Regions from separate parts of the Mus musculus genome. Here region 2 is linked to region 1. The links are chromatin contacts, found by Hi-C or POLR2A ChIA-PET in ENCODE. All regions are on one chromosome and are shown on one strand. The core of a region is the stretch at or near the end of the contact, and the rest is flanking DNA. Distances in the headings are between cores, read along the strand shown. Region 1 holds the start of Pdcd6 (programmed cell death 6). Region 2 holds the start of Ccdc127 (coiled-coil domain containing 127).

Region 1 (5,885 bases), core at 1,711-4,210:
GGCCCCTTGACAATAGCATCTTGTAGTCCCCACAGGTTAAGTAAGTAAAAATTGTGTCAATTCTATCACATTTGTGAAAGGCAAAGGTCACCGAAACACAAATGAACCAAAGCGTTCCTTTAATTTGGACACCAAGGCTCTGAGGCACTATCTAGCATCTCACTTGCCTCTCCCTTCATCGAATCAAATTACAGGAAAAGGCTCCCCAGTAGAACAAAAATGAGCCTTTTAAAATTTCCATCGTGTCTTAAAAGTAATCCCTTTCCAGGCTTCTATAGCACACCTAAGGAAAAGACAATTTCTAAATACAGTTATTAGAAAAGAAAGCCACACCTAAAGAATTACAAATGACATTTAATAAGAAAGATGGGTTCTCTAGGGTTGTACATGTACTCAGTTCTAGCGGTGCGTGTAGCTCTAGGCTCTATCCTCAGGACAGAGTAAACCAGCACTAAAGAGCTCAGGAGTTAGAGGCAGGAGGATCAAAAGTCTAACGGTCATCCTTGAATACACAGAAGTTCAAGGCCAGTCTAGGACTAATGAGTTGGTCAAAACCAAAAACCAAAAACCAAAAACCAAACACAAAAAAGAAAAAAGGAGGGGGCAGGATGAGGAGGCTGGAGAGGCAGCCCAGGAGTTTAGCACACTTGTTGCTGTTGCACAGGATGCACGTTCGATCCTCAGCAACTACGTGGTGGCTTACAACCATTTATAACTTCAGTTCCAGGGGATCAGATGCCCACTTCTATATTCCATGGGCAGCAGGTATACACTTGGTGCGCTTACATACATACAAGCAGGTCAAACATTCATACAAATAAAATAAATATCAAAATTAAATAAAAAATTTTAAAGAAAAAAAATTGTCTCTAATGGCGCCACTAAAGATTAATGACAATAACACCAGCAAGAACATGACTCCATGAAGAGCTCCATAAAAAAGCCACAATCTTCTCAATTCTCCTGGGAGACAGTGTTCCTCACATTATACAAATACCTCCCCTTGCTCCTGCTGACAGCATCTCCCATATCTCTATTTCCTAAACTGGTCCCCGAGTTTTAATGTTTATATGTATATGTATATGTATGTGTGTGTGCATAATGTATGTTAACATATTATACAACAAAATATTAATATAGTATTTTATAGTAAAAATAATCCTACTTTACACTCATTGGTGTGAGAGTGTCACATCCTCTGGAATTGGAGTTATGTGCAGTTGTGAGCTGCCATGTGGGTGCTGGGAATTAAACCCAGGTCCTCTGGAAGAGCAGCCAGTGTTCTTGACCTTTGAGCCATCTCTCCAGCACCCCCAGCTCAGTGCACCCTTCTTTTAAGTTTTAGCAGGGTTTTTTTTGTTTGTTTTTTTGTTTTTTTTTTTTTGTTATTTCGAGACAGGGTTTCTCTGTATAGCCCTGGCTATCCTAGAACTCACTTTGTAGACCAGGCTGGCCTCCAACTCAGAAATCCGCCTGCCTCTGCCTCCTGAGTGCTGGGATTAAAGACATGCGCCACCACCGCCCGGCAAGTTTTAGCAGTTCTTATAGCAAACATACTTCCACAAAAGTACCTAAGGACCATCTTGAAGCCTTTCAAAAACTAAGCAATTACTTCTAAATGTCACCTGACAATTTGTCAGTGTCCCCGATGATCCTCTTCAGAACAGTTGCTAAGACTGATAGCAGGTCAAAGGCCTTCTAGATAAGTGAGGGACCTCTGTTGCACAGAGCTAACCTTTTTCACTCTTGGGCAAGGTCTACACTATAGCTCCCATTTCAGAGGCTCACATACATTTGTTCTGGAGCTCGGTAAGGCAGCAATGATAATTAAGAAAATACAAACACAGAAGCTTAGCAAACACCTTTACCTTATACCGGTAATGGCAATTTAGTCTTAAGGACTTCTTTGGAAATAATTCCAGGAAGGAAACTGCTTACTGTGAATGAATCAGGCTTCAACTCACCATTGGATAATGCTTGCTGAAGCTCATTGTCTGAAATCACTCCACTCCTGTCTTTATCAACCCTACAAAAACAAACAAACAAACAAACAAACAGAAAACAGGTAAGCTGGTGATTAAATGTAAAGGAAGTATTAAAAATAAAACATAGCCAAGACATCATTTTCATCAATCTACACTAGGTCTGGAATGTTACTCTGGCCAGACCTTCCTCTTTGCTCAGCTGGAATGTCACACGCCCCCAGGTGTGCCAGAGACTAATGAACAACCAGAAGCAGTAGGAGGGGTTGAGTCATCTTTTCTCTATTCCTTTCAAGCTTTCTGTTAGCTCTTCAAGTCTGCTTAATTTATACCTGCACCAGTTCATCATAATAGGTAAAGAAAGATTCTCTAGGACGAATAAGTCATTCTTTGGCACGAGTCAGTGGAAAGACAATCAGTCATTCAGAAGGACGGCCAGGGACAGAAGACATGCAATAGCAGCCAGCTCTTTTCACTGATGCCGTTTTCCTGATTCAAGATTTGTCCTGTTTCTAACGCAAGCACCTGACCCTGTAGGGCGACTGTTCCGCGCCCTTCGGCCCTGGGCAAAGTCACTGCCAACATGACCCTGAACCCTGTGCTATTGTAGAAGAGAGAAAGTCGGGGATGGAGGGGAGTAGGAAGGACTGGGAAGGAGGTCGGGGGATGAAGGGCTGGGGAGAGGGAGGACTGGAGAATAGGCCCTGAAAACTGAGGACCGACCCAAGGGCCGAAGGAGCTGAGCGGCGCTGGCCTTACCGCTGGAAGACGTTCCACAGGAAGCTCTGGTCTGGCAGTGCAGCTCCAGCAGCAGGGCCGGGGCCACCACCCGGGCCTGGGCGGTAGGAGTAGGCAGCCATGGGCTGATGCACAGCGGCAACGCGGCCCAGCTCCACAAGCTATGCTTCCGCCTCAGTTATGGGGCAGGACCAGGAGCCCACAACTTCCTGGGAACAACGGAAGCGCGCACCTTTGAGTCACTTGGCAGGCGTGGTCCGTTGCCACGCAACGTCTGGAGGGCCTTGGGGTTAGTCTGAGCTCCGCCTCCTACTCTTGCCCGGCCTTGGGTGTCCCTTTCCTTTTCAGCCCCACCCCGCTCCGCCCTCCTGTGTGTCTCAGCCCGAAGCTGCGGCGGGTGAGCTCAGAAGAGACCACGCCATGAGGGGCCGACCCAAGCTTACAAAACGCCTCGACCTGTAACGGAAAGTGGTGAAAGCTTTCACTTGGACCGACGGCTTCCCTTTACGTCTGCATTAGTATTTAGTGCGAATGTGATGTGCACCAACCGCATGAAGTCCTCGGCGGAAACGCAAAGTGCATTTTGTGCACTCTGGAGTTTGTCCGTCTGTCCATACTACACCTTCTTGCCTTCCCACTTGCTTATATCGGTTTATGCCCAGCCTCCCTAGGTTTGCAGTGACTTCATTTGTAAATGGCCCGAGTGAGGTTTGGTCCTGAGGTGAGAGCTGTGTTTTCTCCACCCCTTACTTGGACTTCTGTACTTTTGGTGGTTACTCCTTTTAATTATAAGTATTCCTTCTTTCGTTCTAGATACTAATTCTATGGTGCTTTTATAGTTTGGAATGTCCCTAAATGGGAAAATGCATAGCATTGGGGCAACTACCAACCGGTCACATTCACGGGCTGTCAGGCCATCCTTCCACCTAAATCTGAATACTGTGAATAGCTCAAGATACAGATTACTCCGTTCTGCCATAGGATTATTCCAGCCTTCCTGTAGTCCTCATCCAGGGACAGACTTATAATAAGAACTGCTATGCTGTCTTTATGGGGGGTTTGTTTACCCCATAACTAAAGAAGAGGGTGAAGAGACCAAGGGCCAAGAGTATGGCCTTGTACATCTGAAACTTCCATGTGGATAATCATCCATTATTTAGCACAGCTATAGATCTGATCAAGTCCCAACTGTATCGTTTTCTGCTCCATTTCTCTTGTTCTTAGGACATCTTAAGAGACTTTCAAATTGCTCAAAGAAACATCTTATAGCTTTGACATTTACCTCAAAATCTACAAAATTCTTTAAGAAAGGTAGATTTTTTTTCCAGGATTTGGCGAATTCATTTTTTATAATTTCTCATAAACTGTTCATCTCACTTTTGAATAATCTTTTAGACTTTTCTGGTTCTTTTATTTAGAATCTGAGATCTATTTTTATTCTGTCCTCTCTCTGGCTCCTTTTCTCTTTACCAGAAATACAAAAATATTAATCATAATTTTCCTACTTGAACTGGAAGTTTTCCAGTACAGAGAAACTTCAGCAGACCCGAGGCTGCTGAATCCGGGACTCTACCAGCTGTTTGCTGACTTTGGAATGCTATAAAGGTCCAGTCCCAAAGAGACCACCTTCTGCAACAGCTTACAGGTAGTTGTCTTCCAGGTGCCACCATCTATCTCCTTGCCCTATCTCAGGTTTAGTTTCCTCTTAACCAGGTCTGTTCTAAGCTTTCCAGTAGAGAAATAAATGAGATAACCCTGTCCTCCTATGATGTTAATCATATCATGTGTCTGCATATTGGGCCACTCTTTCCTTTAACCTAATTCTCTGAGCTACTTCTTTGAGCTACTATATACACAAAATTGTTTTCCTTTAGAACTTTTCTAAACATTGGCTCTTTCTGGGAGCTGAGGTGCATGAAATGGGTAAGTCATTGTCATATCTTTTGCATAAAGATCTTTTTGTATGTGTACAGACGCATGCGTGTTCTTATACATATCTAATTTAAGTGTACCTCTAAGCCACATTGGTTCCTTTGCTTACTGGTGGAATGCACCCTGAACATTTGCACATGGAAGACAAATTTTCAGTTAACTTTTCCTGATAGCCAAATATGCTCAGCACACCCTTCTTTCTCTAGTGTTAAAACTGTCACTTGGCTCCAATAAAATTCTGGTTTGAATTTAATACTAAAGAGAACCTATCACTCTTTATGTAACTCAAGCTTCTTAGTGAGTATTGATGAGTGTGTCAAATGTGCGCTAGATGGTGTGAGGGAGCAGCAAACGTCCACAAAGCACCACTGGCCCAAGATGAACTGGTTCTGATATACTTGGACTGACATAGCCACTTGTCACATGAGGCTACAGAGAACTGAGATGGACTAGTGTAATTGAAGTCAGTTCAAATTTCAAGCTAATTAAAACGTAACCAGCTACATGTAACTATGACAAAGCATTGCTCAGTGCAAGTCTGAATGTGTCTTTTTGTTTCCTTCAAGGGGCCATTATACCTGGCACCTTTCTTTACTCACCTGATTTGCTGCTGCTTTTACAATGTTTAATTTTTGAAGTTCTGAGACCTGCATTTTGAAAGATTCTGATTCCTAGCTCATTAGTGAATTATAGAAATTTACATTTGTGATTACTAGGAAACCATCACCATATTATGCTGCAGGAGATTGTGTTTCAAGTACTAAGCTTCACTATTGCTCTGACAGTCTAGCACTCCCATAAAGCTTTGCATACTCATTAAATGTTCTGAATGGAGCCATGGTACTCAGTAGCCACAACTTCCCACTTGCTATCCTGCCTTCTGGTAGGCCATGTCATTCTAGAATTTTCAAATTCCTTGGTCATTCTAGAAATACAAATTTTGGGGTGCAACCAGCAGCTTAGGAACTGAAATTCCTGGTGCAATAATGCAGGTCAATCTTCTGTTTCTCTCCTTGCTGGTGTTTTTGTTGGTTTGTTTTTTAAAGCAAACAAACAAGCATACATTTATGTTATATGAAGCATTTGCTTTATGTGTGTTTGCGTGAGATTCTTTCTATATAGCACAAGCTATGTTTAAACTTTCTTTTTAATTTTCATTATTTTTAATTATGTATGTGTCTGTGTGAGTGTGGGCCTAAGTGCAGGTACCCAAGGAGAACAGAGGATACCCCT
Region 2 (5,913 bases), core at 3,352-5,851, 33 kb after region 1:
GGGAAGTCAGGAGTGATCATAAGAATTGCATGTTTTTACTGGAGTAGAGGCTGTCCCTAAAGCCCTGAATAAACTATTCTATATTATACTGTATCGTGGCTGGTCCCTCGGGGTCCACTGAGACATTCCCTTCCCCCTTACCTCACCACACACCCATAGAACATATTTCATATCTCTTTATCTTTTTATAAACACATTATAAGTAAATCTGAATTAGTAATGGGACAGATTTCAACTTTACAATATCCAGCCATTAACTTGTTTTCATTGATGAAGCAACTTTTAAAAAAATCTTTATGATTAAATTTTTGGAAACATGAACATGAATGAGGAAATTCACCTACATTGTAACAAAAAAAAAAAAAAAAAAAAAAAGGCCACTTATACCTTGTCCTGTAGGACAAGTGTTCTAATGTAAAAGGTTGGAGAGAGGATGAGAAGAGCAGAGGCTATTTATTAATTATCCTCAATAAGCAAAGTGCCTCGGTAAGCTAAGTATCTCATCAGCTGAACTTGTACAAATCATCTTCTAACAACTCTTGCAATAATAAAATCACCTTATGAAGATCTAAAAATTGCTGGCACTGGAGAGGAAGTAAGCAGTTTAAGGTAACTAAATTCTTTTATCATTCAAAAAATTCATGTTTAAAAATCTACTGCTACAGAAATGAAGGTAAATACTAGTGCACAATAGTACTATTTTAGACACTGCTTCCATTACTGAACAAAATAGTTTATTCCTCATTTATAGAGCTTTCATCATAATTTAAAAAAATAACCATGTGAAGTTATTTTCATTATAACGGTTAGCTTTTGGGGTGGAGAGATGGCTCAGTGGTTAAGAGCACTGACTGCTCTTCTGAAGGTCCTGAGTTCAAATCCCAGCAACCACATGGTGGCTTACAACCATCTGTAATGAGATTGGACACCCTCCTCTGGTATGTCTGAAAACAGCTACAGTGTACTTAGATATAATAAATAAATAAATCTTTTAAAAAAAGGTTACTTTTAAGGAAGCCAGATGACTCAGTGAGGCAACGATGCTTCTTGCTGAGCCTGGGGACATAAGGACTCACTCTGTAAGGGAGAAGTCATACCTTCAAGTTGTCTGCTGACTTCTCTATAGTATGCGTGAACACATACAGACAAATGTAATAAAAACGTTTAATTTTCACTATTTTAAAGTAGAGATGCTTAAAATACAGCTCAAAGGGATATCTACCCTGACTTGGATAACTACAGCTTAAACTTTCAGAGGCTACCTCACAAGTCTCATAATACACACACACACATACACACACACACACACACACACAAAAACCTTGAAGGTCAGAGGGAACTATAGGCCCAAATTGTGTACTTTCTCCACTATCTGAAGATCTTTGGGGCAAATCCCCAAGAAACTCCAAATTTAGATTACAATCCTGGTTATGAATAAATACTAAGCCAGAAGTCTTCAAATGAACCAAGAACCACATCACAACATACTGAATTGAATGTCACTGGTTTTATGATGATCCTGAGAAGCCAAACAAAATGGTTTGACTGTAGAGGCCTAACTAAATCATAAAATTTCTAGATATACCAGTAAAACACTAAAAACAACTCATCCAAAGAAAAGATGTATTTTACTATGATGCTTCATGTATTTTTCCTAAGAATTTCTACAAACTTTATAGAAGTCAGCTGCCCTTGTTCTTATTTTTCCTTTAAACGTGAGTCACATCAGTGTATTGGAACCATGCAAAGCAAAACAAAGGCAAAATAAATCTGATGAGTTGATAACTTGAAAGTGTTTGTCAATATAGAAAACCTTGACAGGACAATACAATTCCTTGTCTTCAGCACTTCTCAGTCGATAGTCACAAATTTCTTTTTCTGCTAACTTGATTCTGTTCTTTGGTAAACTCAAATTCCTCATTAAAAAAAAAAACAAAAACAACAAAAAAAACCCCACAAACTTCAAATGCCAACAAATATTCAGTTAGAGGGCAGAATTTTCATAAGAACAGCCATCCTCATAAAGAGACTTTCTTAAAACCAAAAGGCGTACTTTAAGAGGTGCCATTTGTGTGTCAATCCTGTTTTTCCTGTCTTATTATCCTGCTTACTGGTTCTTAACCACAGAACAGTTATGAAGCACCACCACAAAGGAGGTAACATGCTGCAGCTAATATGATTCAACTAAGGGAGGTTTGAAAGAAATAGTTTCCAATTATGCCCCTATGCAAAGAAAGTTGTGCAGCCTGGTCTCACATGCTTAGAACCGTACTCTCACTTTCAACTGGAATTTTACTCCAGACTGAAATCAAAGTCAATATCTAGGTCTTAGTCTCCAGAGGAATCACTGAGCACCAGCCTAGGACGAGGACACTGATGTACAAGAAATGAAGCAAAAGGATTGATTTTATAAAGGATTTATTAAAAGGCTTGCTTAGGAGACATTAAGTCACACAAAATAGTATTTAGCTAAGGAAGTGTTGCCTTCAAAAATACCTCAAAGATATGACTATAGTAACCAGGTGTACTGGCTAGTTTTGTGTCAACTTGACACGGCTGGAGTTATCACAGAGAAAGGAGCTTCAGTTGAGGAAATGCCTCCATGAGATCCAACTGTAAGGCATTTCCTCAATTAGTGATCAAGGGGGAAAGGCCCCTTGTGGGTGGTGCCATCTCTGGGCTGGCAGTCTTGGGTTCTATAAGAAAGCAGGCTGAGAAAGCCAGTGGAAGCAAGCCAGTAAAGAACATCTCTCCATGGTCTCTGCATCGGCTCCTGCTTTTTGACCTGCTTGAGTTCCTATCCTGACTTCCTTTGGTGATGAACAGCAGTATGGAAGTGTAAGCTGAATAAACCCTTTCCTCCCCAACTTGCTTCTTGGTCATGATGTTTGTGCAGGAATAGAAACCCTGACTAAGACACCAGGCCTGTTGGACATAAGTAAAATTAAGGATTCTAGGATGTAAATGTTTCTTCAGCAGGATTGAGCAGCCATTAGACTCTTTCCCTTAACAAAGGAGACAAACCGAATTACAACTAGTAAGCCCATTTCTCTTTCAAAGACCATTCCTCTAGAAGGCAGTCCCGGGTGACAATAAACTTTAAATATGGTATTCCATAAAGCTCCACTTCTCTTCTTAACAAAGCCTAATTCTGACAGCTGGACGAGATGCCCATAGGCAGGAACAATAAAGATGCACTTAAAAACAATTCAGGCAATGAAAAATACCTTTGCTGTGCAAATCTCCCACCTGCCTAAGTGGCCAGACTTGCAGTCTCCTGTCTCTGTCTAAACTGGTCAAAGCATAAACTGGATCTGGAATAGGAAAGGAATTTAAGGATGCCAACATATGTGGTAAGCATAAACCTAAGGTGTATACAAGTTAATAAAAATCTTCTATCCTTGACTGTTCCTTTTGGGCATTAGCCAGAGCTGGGCTCAGACTATCATTATTTTTTTTTTTTTTCCTTGAGTGTGTGGAGTGAATCCTGGGCATGGGGTGGGCTCACCTATTTCTGCTACAAAAGAATTCTGCTACAATTATAGGTGGCTGACTTATTATCTCCTGTAAAGGGCTTCAATGATCAGGACTTAAAACCCTTCTTGCAGAGCCCAAGGGATAGAGGTGGAAGTAGGAGTTTGTGGCAGCAAATACAAATCACAGAAATTATCAAGGTTTGAAAATGCCTTCTGGCCTTGCAAGAATAGCTGCCAACTAACCCTTGAACATTTCATTGAACATGCATTTTAATATCTATTTCAGAAAATAGACAACTGCAGCCATAATTTGATGCACAATGCAAGTCGATACTGTTCAATGTCTTAGGGCCTTTACTTTGTAATTAAATTGTTAAGTAGGTAGGTGAGACAGAACTTTAAAGAACCCAACCTGTCAAATTTAGTTTACGTTAATAAAACCCTAGGAGTGTGACGAATAACAGGTGACCGGCAAAGAGTGCACTGAGACAAGATCTGACAATCTGGGAGGCCAACATCAGACCCCTGCAACCCTGAGTCACTGTGTACCTCTTCAAATGCAAAAAGAAGTCGCAAGACTGGATGAACACGGTGCAGAAGTCTCACCTGGTATCTTCAAATATCTCTTTGATATTTAAAAACAGTAGCTAAGGCCACTACACAAAACCTGTAAGCTCATCACTTATAAGTCTTAGTGTCGACACCCAGACTACCAACGGATTACTCGCAGACCCGTCCGCATCCAGAATGCAACAGGCCGGTCCCTCCCTTTAACCTTGGAGAACTTCGCTAGACCAAGACGGGGAAGGCCAGACTCCACGCCCGCGACCTCGGGGTCGTGACCTTCGCCGGAAAGCAGTCGGCTTCGGCCCACTGCACCTTCCCAGACTCAGGCCAACTCGGGTGGAATCGTGGCGCACTCCTAGCGCCTGCCATTTCGTGGCACTAACTCACCGCCCCAGTTAACGCCAAGCGCCGCCCGCGAAGAAGCCTCGAAACTGCGCCAACCCCGGCCATGTCTGCCTTCCCGCAAGCCCCAGCGACAGACTGCGCTTGCGCACCGAGTCGCGCGGGTGTCGGGCTTGGAAGATTCTGCGCCTGCGCAACACGCCCCTCCTGGCTCGCGTGAGTGGTGGTGCGCCTGCGCCCTGTAAACGCGGCGGTGGCAACACGTCTGAGGTAGGGTGGCAGCAACGCTGATGGGCTCTGCTCCAGGGGTAAGTGAGGTGCCAATGTCTTTAAAGTGCTTCTCGGGTGGTTCTTGTTTGCCAAAACAGAGAGGGTCGGATGATCTGGAGAGATGGAAGTAGGGTCCTGGGGCGGAGATCGCAAGCTCCATAAGAGCCCGTTTTGTTGGGCGCTTGAATCTCAACTAATGGGGGGGGGGGGGGGTACATACTGCCCTGGACTTCTAGAGTAGGTAGGAATGATGTCTTGGTGGCTGGACAAGGAGCAGCTAGCTGCACTGGGCTACGTAAAAGCCAGGATACTGAACTAGAAACTATATCCAAAGCTTTCGTCTTCGTTACAGCAGCTGGGAAGCTGGAGGCCCGGCCTGTTGTCATCCTGAAAGCTGCTTAGATCGTGGCTAGCATCCCATATTGCAAACGCGCTCTCATTTGATCACTTTCAGATAGTTTTTCTATTTTTCTAGTGAGTATAGCTGAAATGTTCGGTGGAATTAAATAGCATAAAAAGTAAACCAATAATCGTAATTGTTTCCTGAATTTTCAGTTAATATTAGATTAAGGTTTTCCTCTTGGTGCACAATCTTTATGACCATTATTTTGAATTGTTTAAGTTTACAATGAACCGTTCCCATTTTATTTCTTTGTTTTTTTATTAATAAATAAGGAAATATGGAATATATTCATGCACAACACTTTATATTTTGAATTATTTCCTTGAACTTTATAACCCCAAAATGGATGTTGTTGGTGCAGAGGAAATAAATATGACAGCTTACCCTACAAGGGTTCTGCGTTGGTGGGTTCAACCAACTGCAGATAAAATATATTTGGGGAAAATGTGTCTGTTCGGAGTATGTACAGACTTTTTTTTTAACAAGGGGGAAAATAAAACAGATGAACTACTTAAGTGCCTTTATACCTTATTAGGTATCGGTGACTTAGAGATAAAGTATTGAGCAGATTATATTCAAATACAGCATTGTATATGGGAGCCTTGGCTATCTTCAAGGCTTTTGGTATGAGATGGGGCTCCCCATCAGATATCTGATGGATGGCTATACATAGTAGGAGGTTTTTGAAAGTTGCCTGCTTTTAGTGTGTGTATGTGTGTGTGTGCATACATACATATATATATATGTATATACACATACATATTTCTAAATTAGGCATCTACCATACGTCATACGTATTAATTCTATAGTTCCTATAAACCGTTACATTCTGAGCCATGTATTATGGTTATATAT

Evidence for each region. Hi-C counts contacts between places; a loop is a spot of excess contacts on that map. ChIA-PET counts read pairs that join two places held with the same protein, here RNA polymerase II (POLR2A).
Region 2: a map of gastrocnemius shows a loop between it and region 1 (2.4-fold over the local background). The contact joins the promoter of Ccdc127 here to the promoter of Pdcd6 in region 1. A Hi-C loop is called at or near these places in 2 of 37 maps with a recorded cell type or tissue (gastrocnemius and heart). POLR2A ChIA-PET finds 5 or more read pairs at or near these places in 4 of 5 experiments (Patski and embryonic stem cell).

What each region holds. Positions count from the first base shown.
Region 1 is chr13:74,314,366-74,320,250 of GRCm38, forward strand. It overlaps Pdcd6 (programmed cell death 6), which reads right to left and starts at 2,961. Exons shown (of 6, transcript NM_011051.3): 1 at 2,742-2,961; 2 at 1,965-2,026. The coding sequence starts at 2,842.
Region 2 is chr13:74,345,716-74,351,628 of GRCm38, forward strand. It overlaps Ccdc127 (coiled-coil domain containing 127), which reads left to right and starts at 4,602. Exons shown (of 3, transcript NM_001168659.1): 1 at 4,602-4,693. Sdha (succinate dehydrogenase complex, subunit A, flavoprotein (Fp)) reads right to left here and starts at 4,525. Exons shown (of 15, transcript NM_023281.1): 1 at 4,431-4,525. The coding sequence starts at 4,493.